Regions from separate parts of the Homo sapiens genome. Here region 1 is linked to region 2. Evidence: read pairs that join two places in POLR2A ChIA-PET (ENCODE). Cell type or tissue: MCF 10A. All regions are shown on one strand. Links, peaks and the distances in the headings refer to the core of each region. The heading gives the core; the rest is flanking DNA. Region 1 has its middle 210 kb from the start of TMEM229A. Region 2 has its middle 64 kb from the start of GPR37.

The links. ChIA-PET counts read pairs that join two places held together with the same protein. Peaks named below come from ENCODE experiments on the same cell type or tissue, not always from the same donor. Only the 100,000 strongest peaks of a DNase experiment are listed, where the experiment ranks them.
Region 1: POLR2A ChIA-PET joins it to region 2 with 9 read pairs; 1 of 35 experiments calls an interaction of 5 or more read pairs at or near these places.

Annotation. Positions count from the first base shown.
Region 1 is chr7:124,244,508-124,249,901 of GRCh38, reverse strand. No RefSeq gene overlaps it. Among named protein-coding and RNA genes, the nearest start is that of TMEM229A, 210 kb to the right of the region's middle. In MCF 10A, for the core only: no CTCF peak of the experiment used is centred there; a DNase peak (open chromatin) is centred at 3,311.
Region 2 is chr7:124,699,070-124,704,463 of GRCh38, reverse strand. No RefSeq gene overlaps it. Among named protein-coding and RNA genes, the nearest start is that of GPR37, 64 kb to the left of the region's middle. In MCF 10A, for the core only: no CTCF peak of the experiment used is centred there; a DNase peak (open chromatin) is centred at 2,263.

The DNA of each region.
Region 1 (5,394 bases), core at 196-5,195, 450 kb after region 2:
CATTGGTGCACTGGAAAGCCTTGTCCTTTCCTCTATGGGGAAATAGTCTGAGCCCTTTTCCTTATTTATAATCACCTTGGTTGGCTCATATGCATTCCCAAATCCACCAGTCCTTGTGGATTGCATTACATTGCTTTTTGAATCAAACTATTATGAAACAATTATTGAGGTTTTTTCTTTTTATCCACTTTCAGAGAAAACTAAGATCAGCTTCTTAGTGCTCAATTTCTTCTTGCTTTATATGTTCTCAAGCTCCATCACACCATGAAAACATTAAATCATTTCTCCTGAAATATATCTCTCATGTCTATATCAAAAGTAAAGTGAGATTCATGAAGTTAACTTACAGGTAAACGCACATCATCTCAAATTTCTAACTACAGTTTCTTTTTGAAATATGAGAAAATTGTCTAGAAGAATTTAATATGGTTTAATCATGCTGAACTTGCACAGTTTATACCGCTCTTAGTCTTTTCAACTTGACACCAGAGCAACTAATAGCTTAATAACTTATAATGAGTCATTTCTGATTATATATATATGTATGTATAGGCCAAAGGAAACCTCTGAAATATTAAAACCACCTGGGTAGCTTTTAAAATAGTAATACTGGGAACCCACCCCAGACCAATTAAATAAGAATCTTTGATGGGAAAGAGTCCTAGGTATTAATATCTTTAGAAAGCTTCCCTGGTGATAGAAATGTGCAACTGTTGTTATTTGATGTAGCAATAATTCTTACTTTCAAGGAGGGAAATAGCACATGCTGATGTTGTTACTGTTATTGTGATTGTCATTTGTCTAGAGAGTCATATTTAGTTATTGGAAGAAAGCTTCTTCAATATGAGAACGGAGAACATTATATCATGAAATTTTCCAATATTATCTATGAAGCACTGTGTTTATTTCCTAGTTAAATCCAAGAAGACAAACTTTTAAAGATAGATGTGTAAGATGCAGCTTTGTCTTGTCAGATTGTGAGCTTCCTCCTTCCAGTCTTAGCCAGAATACCATTCACTTAACCACATTTGCTAATAGACATCCTAAAAAGATGTTGTAGTAGACAGAATAATGGCTCCACAAAGATGTCCAAGTACTAATACCCAAGACTTGTGGATATGTTATCTACATAGCAAAAGGGAGTTTGCTGATATTATTAAGGATCTCAAGAGGGGAAGTTTACCTTGGATTATCTAGGTGGCCTCAATGTAATCACAAGGGTTCTTATCAATGGAAGAAGAAAGTCAGAATCAAAGAGATTTGAAGATGCTACACTGCTGGCTTTGAAGATGGAGGAAGGGCCATAAGCCAAAGAATGCAGGCAGCCTCTAGAAGCTAGAAATGGCAAGAAAATGGATTGTTTCCTTGAGATTCTATTAAAAAAATGCAGCCTTACAGACACTTGATCATAGAATTTCTAACCCCTCCAAAACTGAAAAGTAATATATTGTGTTGTTTTCAGCCACTAAGTTTGTGGTAATTTGTTATAGCAGCAATAGAAAACTAACACAGACACATTGAATTACCTCAAGCATTACCCAAATTGAAAATACCCTCCACTTTTCTCTTGTTCTAGCACTCATTTATTAATTGATTCAAAAAACTGAACTAGACATTGAGAACACAGATGTAAAGGCAAGGGCCTTCAAAGGGCTAATATCCAGAATCTATAAGGAGCTTAAATAAATCAACCAGCAAAAGCCACTCATTTAAAAGTGGGCAAAGGACATAAACAGACACTTTTCAAAGAAGACATACACACAGCCAACAAGCATATGAAAAAATGCTTGGCATCACTAATCATTAGAGAAATGCAAATCAAAAACACAATGAGATACCATCTCACACCAGTCAGAATGGCTATTACTAAAAAGCCAAAAAATAACATGCTGGCAAAGTTTTGGAGAAAGGAAAATGCTTACACACTACTGGTGGCAATGTAAACTAGTTCAGCCGTTGTGAAAAACAGCTGGGCGATTTCACAAAGAACTCAAAGCAGAATTATCATTTGACCTAGTGACCCCATTATTGGATATCTGCCCAAAGAACTATAAATTGTTCTGCCATAAAGACATATGCATGCATATGTTCATAGCAGCACTATACACAATAGCAAAGACATGGCATCAACCTAAATGTCCAACAACAGTAGACTGGATAAAGAAAATGTGGCACATACACACTGTAGAATACTACACAGCCATAAAAAGAACAAGATCATGTCCTTTGCAGCAACATGAATGGAGCTGGAGGCCATTATCCTAAGCGAACTAACACAGGAACAGAAAACCAAATCAAATATTGCATGTTCTCACAGGAACAGAAAACCAAATATTGCATGTTCTCACGTATATGTGGGAGCTAAACATTGAGTACATATGGACACAAAGAAGGAAATGACAGACACCGGGGCCTACTTGAGGGTAGAGGGAAGGAGGAGGGTGAGAATCAAAAAACTACCTATCAGGTACTATGCTTATTATCTGGGTGGTGAAATAATCTGTACAGCAAACTCCTGTGACACACAACATATATATATATATATATATATATATATATATACACATACACACACACACACACACACACACACACACACACATACATGTGTGTGTATATATATGTGTATATATATGTGTATATATGTATATATATGTGTATATATATGTATATATATGTGTATATATATGTATATATGTGTATATATATATGTATGTGTGTACATATATATATAAAACAAACCTACAAATGTGCCCCTGAATCTAAAGTAAAAATTAAGAAACAAACCATTGTCCTTGCCCTCAAGGAGTTTATAGTTAAGTGGGGGTATAAAAACTTTGTAAAACAGCATAGCAAAGAACACAAAAGGTTTGCAGTGTGCTATGAAGTGCCTTGTCAAGGCTATTGCAGTTTGCTTAAGGAGATGGTGCTTGACCTATTCCATGAAGTGGATCAGTGGAGACATTAAAGAAAAGTGAATGAGGTGGGAAAGTTGGAACATTGTAGGTAAAAGCATAGGTAAAGAGTAAATGTAAATAATTATGTATAGGCAAAGTGTTTAAGTAAATGAATGTGTGGCTAGAGCTCAGACACACATTAGGCAGTGCTTAAATATGAGATACTCAAGCTACACATACCAGTCAGCAGCACCACAAAGGTACGCAGTACATGTATTTTGCTTAAAGAGTGACTCATCCCAAAATAAAAAGGAATTCCAGGAATACTCTAATGTAATTATCACTGAGGCCCTTGATCTTGATGTAAATTAGGCTTCCTGTAGGTCAGCTTCCCAGAACATGTCCCAGACATGTTCAGGGACAGCTCATTCTGAATTATATTCAAGCTGAGAAAGCTGAAAACCCTGACCCATTATATGAACCCTTAGTCTCGTCTTGTTTGTTGTTCTGTGATGATATGAAGACTGAATGTAATTCAAATCACTTGGGTCAAGGTGAAGAAACTCCCCAACCCTTACTCCATCTTTGCCAGAGAAATAGTAATGCTAGGGACAGAACACTGCAAGTAGCTATAACCAATTCAATGTTTTAAATGAAAGAGGAAGAAGGTTCAGCTTGTGTGTGTGGGTGCATGTGTGTGTGTGTGTGTGATCATGCTCCCACCATGCCTAAGAAGGTACAACCCTCTTATGAATGCATTTCATATATCATCTTTCTTTTTTTTTCCTTTCTTCCACCTTGTCTCCTGTCCCTAAACCCAGATTTCCTAATGACTATCAAACATGCTTCTGTCAAAAGGATTTAAATGTGGCCCCTAGTAGAATACACCAGAGTCTCAGTCTAAAAACCCTGAAAGTGATTATTTATATAACCATTATCAATATCTCCTATATAACTTTATTTCATTATTAATATTTCTATTTTTTAAACATGTGTTCTCTCCTGGAGGTGTTATGAATCATTTGAAGGGAAAACATGGGTCCTAGACTTTTACCCTGCCACATTCAGTGACTATAATACATTTAGTTAGTCTTCATTAAATATCTTTTCATATAACAAATCCAAAGTCCTCAGAGGTTGAAATTTAGATGGATTTTGGTGCAACATTAAAAGCAAAAGGGGATTTCAAGTTCCCTACAACAAATTAAAACTTGAATTAATCATGAGTTTTGTGTTTTCTCCCTTAAAAAGTCATCTAAGTAGTGGCCAGGCACGGTGACTCATACCTGTAATCCCAGCACATTGGGAGGCCAGGGCGGGCAGATCACCTGAGGTCAGGAGTTCAAGACCAGCCTGGCCAACACGGTGAAACCCTGTCTCTACTAAAAATAGAAAATTAGCCAGGTGTGGTGGCACGTGCCTGTAGTCCCAGCTACTCAGGAGGCTGAGGCAGGAGAATTGACTGAACGGGAGGCAGAGGTTGCAGTGAGCCGAGATCAAACCACTGCGCTTCAGCCTGGGCGACAGAGTGAGACTCCATCAAAAAAAAAAAAAAAAAAAAAAAAAAAAAGAAAGAAAGAAAGTCATCTAACTAGCATGAATTCTAAGACAAAAAGGCATTTGGTATCTGATTCCTTTATAGCAAAGACTCTAATCACAGCTTCCTTCTGGAAATAAATTTGAAACATAGGCTTGCTCATCCTTCATGAAGCCAGTTTTCTAATTCTAAGGTATTATGATTCAGCAAAACCTTCCCACTACATGACTGCTATATTCCTGGCATAGCCAAAAATTTCTCAGAGGGAATACGTGAAACAATCAAGTTGCCATCAATGGGGCTCATAATTTTCTTATTTCCTCCCTGCTTGGTTATGATGGCACTTAAGAGCCTAAGGGAATTAAAAAATACAGGCAACCAGGGACTACCTGTTATTGATTCCAAGTTATTAACTCAAGCATTTTAGAACTCCACAATACTTTAAAATTCATTTTGTCCCAATTATTCATTTTATAGATGATGAAACCAAAACTGAAAGAGGTTAACTGATTGCCCAACTGTACATACTTTGCAGTTACAGAACTAGGACTAAATCCTGGGTTTCCTGATCCCTCTCAAGAAATGTTCTGTTTCACCAAAAGTGTATATTTCAAGGCTCTTTAATGTTCCTGCTATAAAACTGGTAAGTTGACTATGGGCTGGCTCTTTTTAGTTACAACTTGGGTGTTCCAGTTACCTACTTACTATAGTATCATAAACTACTCCAAAACTCAGTAGCTTACTTTTTCATCACCCATGGTTCTGCAGATGGTATGTTCAGCTTGGAGTCCTTCATAGAGTTTCAGCCACAGAGCAGCTGAGGATAAAGTCCTCTGACAGCTTCTTCATTCAAATCTGGTACCTGGGCTTGAATAGATGAACAGCCAGAAGCTTCAGGCATCTGCTTCTCTTCCTGTAGCTACCTTGGGCTTCCTCACAGCATGAAGTCTTGGGCTTGCA
Region 2 (5,394 bases), core at 168-5,167:
ATAATAGATGCTGACAAAGATGTGGAGAAAAGGGAAATTTTAAATACCGTTGATGAGAATGTAAACTAGTACAGCCACTATGCAAAAATGGTATGGAGATTTCTCAAAAAGCTAAATATAGAATTACCATTCAATCCAGCAATCCTACTACTAGGTATCTTCTCAAGGGAAAAGAAATCAATATATCAAAGGGATACCTGCATTTGCATGTTTATCACGGCACTATTCACAATCGCAAAGACATGGAATCAACCTAAGTGTTCATCTACAGATGAATGGAAAAAGAAAATGTGGTATATATACACAGAGGAATACTATTCAGCTACAAAAAATAAAATTATGTCATTTGCAGAAACATGGATGGAACTAAAGGACATGATCTTAAGTGAAATAAGCCAGACACAAAAAGACAAATATCACATGTTCTCACTTATATGCGGAGCTACAGAATTTGATCACATGGAGGTAGAGAGTGGAAAGATAGAGACTTGGAAAAGTGAGTGGGGAGGATGGGGGAGGATAAAGAGAAGTGGGTAAAAGGGTACAAACACACAGAATGATAGAAGAAATAAACTCAATGTTTGATAGCAGAGTGGAATGACTATACAATAAAAATGTATTGTACTCAGGTGATGGACACCCTAAATAACCATGTTTCTAGAAAAAAAACCTGAATAACCTGACTTGATCACTGCATATTATATACATATAACAAAATTTCACATGGCTGGGCCTGGTGGCTCACACCTGTAATTCCAGCATTTTGTGAGGCTGAGGTGGGATGATTGCTTGAGCCCAGCAGGTTGAGACTAGCCTGGGCAACACAGTGGGATCCCATCTCTGCAAAAAAAAAAATTCAAAGATAAAAATTAGCCAAGTATAGTGGCATGTTCCTGTAGTCCCAGCTACTCCAGAGGCTGAGGCAAGAGAATCACTTGAGCCTAGAAGGTCGAGGCTGCAGTGAGCTATGATTGTGCCACTGCATTCAAGCCTGGGAAATGAAGGAAAACCATGTCTCCAGAAGAAAAAAATCACATGTGCCCCCTAAATTTACACAAATAAAAAAAGCGATAATCATTAATCAGTTTTTTTATTATTTGAGATACAGATTTACCACAAAAGAGGCTGATGCTTAAATTCTTGCACACTCATTGTTGTCAGGCAGGAAGTCAACCAGCTGAGCACTGGAAATGCAGAAACACCAACGATTGTCTGTCTCTCTTATTCCCTCCTAAGCCCATGCCTAGACTAGGATGAGCTTGAGACACCCAAGCAGGACAGTAGCCTGTTGACTGGATGATGCTCAAAGTTACATGATAGTCTAATTCAGAGCTCCATTTCAAACAACTACAGGTGTCAGGAAAGGGTAAATGATCATGGAGCCAACAGAAATAATGAGTTGGAAATGAAGAGGGCATGCTTGATCTAAAGAGGGCACCTGCCACTCCATTCCAGCCAGTGTGGTAAGGACAGGAAATACAGAACCAGTGTTGTCAGATCACTTAATGTTGAGAAGAACTAGACATCATAGTTTTAGGTGAAGTTAGTTGGGAGTGAATTTAAAAAGTTAAAAAACTACTTGGTGATCTAACACTGTGCAGACCAAATAAAACTCATTTGTTAGTTAAATCTGTCCCATGTGCAATCTGATTACCATCCCAGCTCCAAGAGGCCATCATCCCACAACTTCATTGTCAGTAAGCAAGTTCACTTTATTCCTACTTCTGTACTCCAGAGGTTGCTGCTATTGTCGACATTGTTTTCTGATTCATGCTACCATTCATTGCTGTTCATTTTGGCATAAATTTAATTTGAGAGCTGTGGGGGAGAAGTTAAGAGTAGAATTGAGAAGCATTTTTTTCCAGATAATGACTCAGACTGCTGTACTTATTTCCCAGGCTCAAGACTATCAAGCTAACCAACCTCCATAAAAGCAGCCTGAACAGGCTAGCTACACGTGGTTCTTGGCAGAAGGAGAATAACAAGATTATTCTTCAAAAATCTTTTCAAATGTTCACTCTACAAAATACTTGTGGAATTATCACTAAGTGTCATTGTTATGTCCAGGTTTTTCTGTTGTAAATCCCTCCCTCCCTCCCTTCTTCCTTTCCTCTCTTCCTCCCTTCCTCTGCTTCTCTATACACAGCTATTATGGAGTATTTTTGCCTCCTGAATGAGACCTCTGCTGGATTATTATTTGTTGGCAAACACCATAGGCTCACATTGTACTCGGTTGGCTTTTGCAAGTTTTGGCCTTTGGGCAATTTTCCTCTAGCAGCTGTGCATTACTAAATCAGATGTCATTTTGTGGCAGAACTTTCATCTTATGTTGTAATGCTCCACAACACCTAGTGTGCTACTGGGTACAGAGTAAATGCTTCTTGATTGATTTATGACCGGTGACCTTATATAAACTTATTAAAGTGCTTAAAATTTACATCACTGGCCACTTTTATGGGCTGTCAGCTGAAGATAAGTAATTATCTCCAAGAAAACTGTGTATTATTCTATTAACTACCATTATTGTAAGTTATAAAATAATTATAAAATAATCTATAAAATTAAAGATAGATGCCAAAGAAGCTTTTTCTAGATGATGGATCCTGAAAGCATGAGAAGGACTCTGGTTCTCCAGGAAGTAGATGAAGCTCACTAGGAGGCAAGAGGTGGCTGTCTAAAGGGACCATTTGTTTTCTCTTAAAATTTGGTCAAGATATTTGATCTCAACAGAGTTTCTAAGGGAGCAGGAAGCTTTACAGAATTTACCAAGGTTCAGGTTGCATTGCCAGTTATTTCTAGGAGAACAGTCTGAAACCTGTGGAATAAATAAGAATGAAAGAGCAATAAAATATTTAGTAGCCTCTAGTTTGCAGTGTATGATTGAAACTGTTGAGGTTTATAGCGTCTCCCACTGATGTCACCTTCAGTAAACTCCAGATATAAAAACTAAGAAGAATGAAGATTCCTTCTGACTTTAAATGTTTTCCTAAAGTGCTTTAAATTTTAATAATCTAAAAAAGATTCTATGAAATTTACATAGAAGGTACATTGCAACACCTACCATTTGCTGCAACCCAATGCAAGCCAACTATCTTAAATGGTTTAATAGTAATTATAAATCTTATGAGCCATTCTATCACATCTCATTATCAGTTATGGCTTGTACTCTGTTTCTTCAGCTCTCAAACTACTCACTAGAGGTTCCTTTATAAACCTAGAAATAGTGACCACTTTCTGCTGAAATGCTTTTATTCTCTCATCATATAAACACCCCCTCTCACCCTGGGTTTATTCAATTTTAAGATCTCAGATAAATAATTGGCCCAAATCCTCAGGTTTTACTTTAGCATTATAGCAGCTTATATTGTAAAAATATGCACTCAGGTAAAGAGGTAAATAAATAACTTTCAATGAGTATATTTAAAAATTTTTTTTCTCAGCAAATATCTTCTGAGTGTTTCTTTTCTGTATTACTGAGCTTCACTGGAGCTGAATGCCTGTGTAAGACACGGATACCGTTTCAATTAGTAATAGATCTCTTATCTACACCTACAGGCTTGTTTATGGAGAAAGTGGCCACAAGTGAGATCGTCATTGGAACATCTGAGCAGAACTTGTCAGTATCAGGTTAACAAACCTAAGCTAACTTAGAATAAGACAGGTTTCAAACATGTGTATTAATATGACATCAGGGAAGCACATTGTTGGACAGAACATGTCATGACTTGGCAAATGCTCCACCAGTCATAAAGCAAACTTTAGGACTGCAGAGTATACTCATGATTGAATAAATGATTCTAGTGTGCAATTTGTATTTCTTTAATAATAAACATTAACTGATCAATTATTAATTGGTCTATAGAAATAAATTAGTTAAAAGTGACAAACTGCAACCATTATTACATAATACCTTCTAATTAATAAGTCTTATTTGAGGAATTCAAAGAAATTATATGTACATTTATGCATACTCATAAGTTTATAGAAACATTCTATTTAATGGCAGCCACCAATCATATATAAACTATTAGTTCTGTTCTATATAGTTTGAACCACATAATATTGAGGTTGTGGAGAAAGAGGAATGATTTTATACTGTTGGTGGGAATGCAAATTAGTTCGACCACTGTGGAAGACAGTGTAGCAATTCCTCAAAAATCTAGAACTGGAAATACCATTTGACTCAGCAATCCCATTAGTGGGTGTATTAGTCTATTTTCACACTGCTGACAAAGACATACCCGAAATTGGGAAGAGAAACAGGTTTATTGAACTCACAGTTCCACATGGCTGGGAAGGCCTCACAATCATGGTGGAAGGTGAAAGGCACTTCTTACATGGTGGTGGCAAGAAAGAATGGGAGAGAAGCCAAAGCAGAAACCCCTTATAAGACCATCAGATCTTGTGAGAGTTATTCACTACCATGAGAAAAGTATGGGGAAAACCGCCCTCATGATTCAATTATCTCCCATCAGATCCCTCCCACAACATGTGGGAAATATGGGGGTACAATTCAAGATGAGATCTGGGTGGAGACACAGCCAAACCATATCACTAGGTATATAACCAAAGGAATTCTATTATAAAGATACATGCACAAGTATGTTCATTGCAGCACTATTCACAATAGCAAAGACATGGAATCAATCCAAATGTCCATCAATGGCAGATTGGATAAGGAAAATCTGGTACATATACACTATGGAATACTATGCAGCCATAAAAAGGAAAGAGATCAAGTCCTTTGCAGGGACATGGATGAAGCTGGAAGCTATTATCCTCAGCAAACTAACACAGGAATAGATAACCAAACACCACATGTTCTCACTTATAAGTGAGAGCTGAACAATGAGAACACATGGACACAGGAAAGGGAACAACACTTATTGGGGCCTGTCAAGGGAGGGGGGGAGTGGAGAGAGCATTAGGGAAAAGAGCTAATGCATGCTGGGTTTAATACCTAGGTGACGGGTTGTTAGGTGCAGCAAACCACCATGGCACACGTTTACCTATGTAACAAATATGCACATCCTGCACATGTACCCCAGAACTTAAAAAAAAACATAATTCAAAAACATAGTCTAATATTTGCAGTTTCAGATAGCTCAACCTAACAGTTGAGAAAGCCAAAACTCTGAATGATTAAATAATTTGCACAAGCCGACAGAGTTGGTTTTAGGAGAGCAAGCTTTAATCCAGTATGTCTATGTGTAAATCTGTCAGCCACTCCACTTTCAGTGTTCAGTCCTGTTCATTGTCTCAGTGACATCTCCAGCTTTGTGGCAGTTACGCTGCAGTTAAAGCAGCTTGAACTTAGAAGCACTTCCTCATTTGGGTGGAACACAGCAACAGATTATGATCACTTCATGCCTGAACCATTCCAACCTGCCTCGA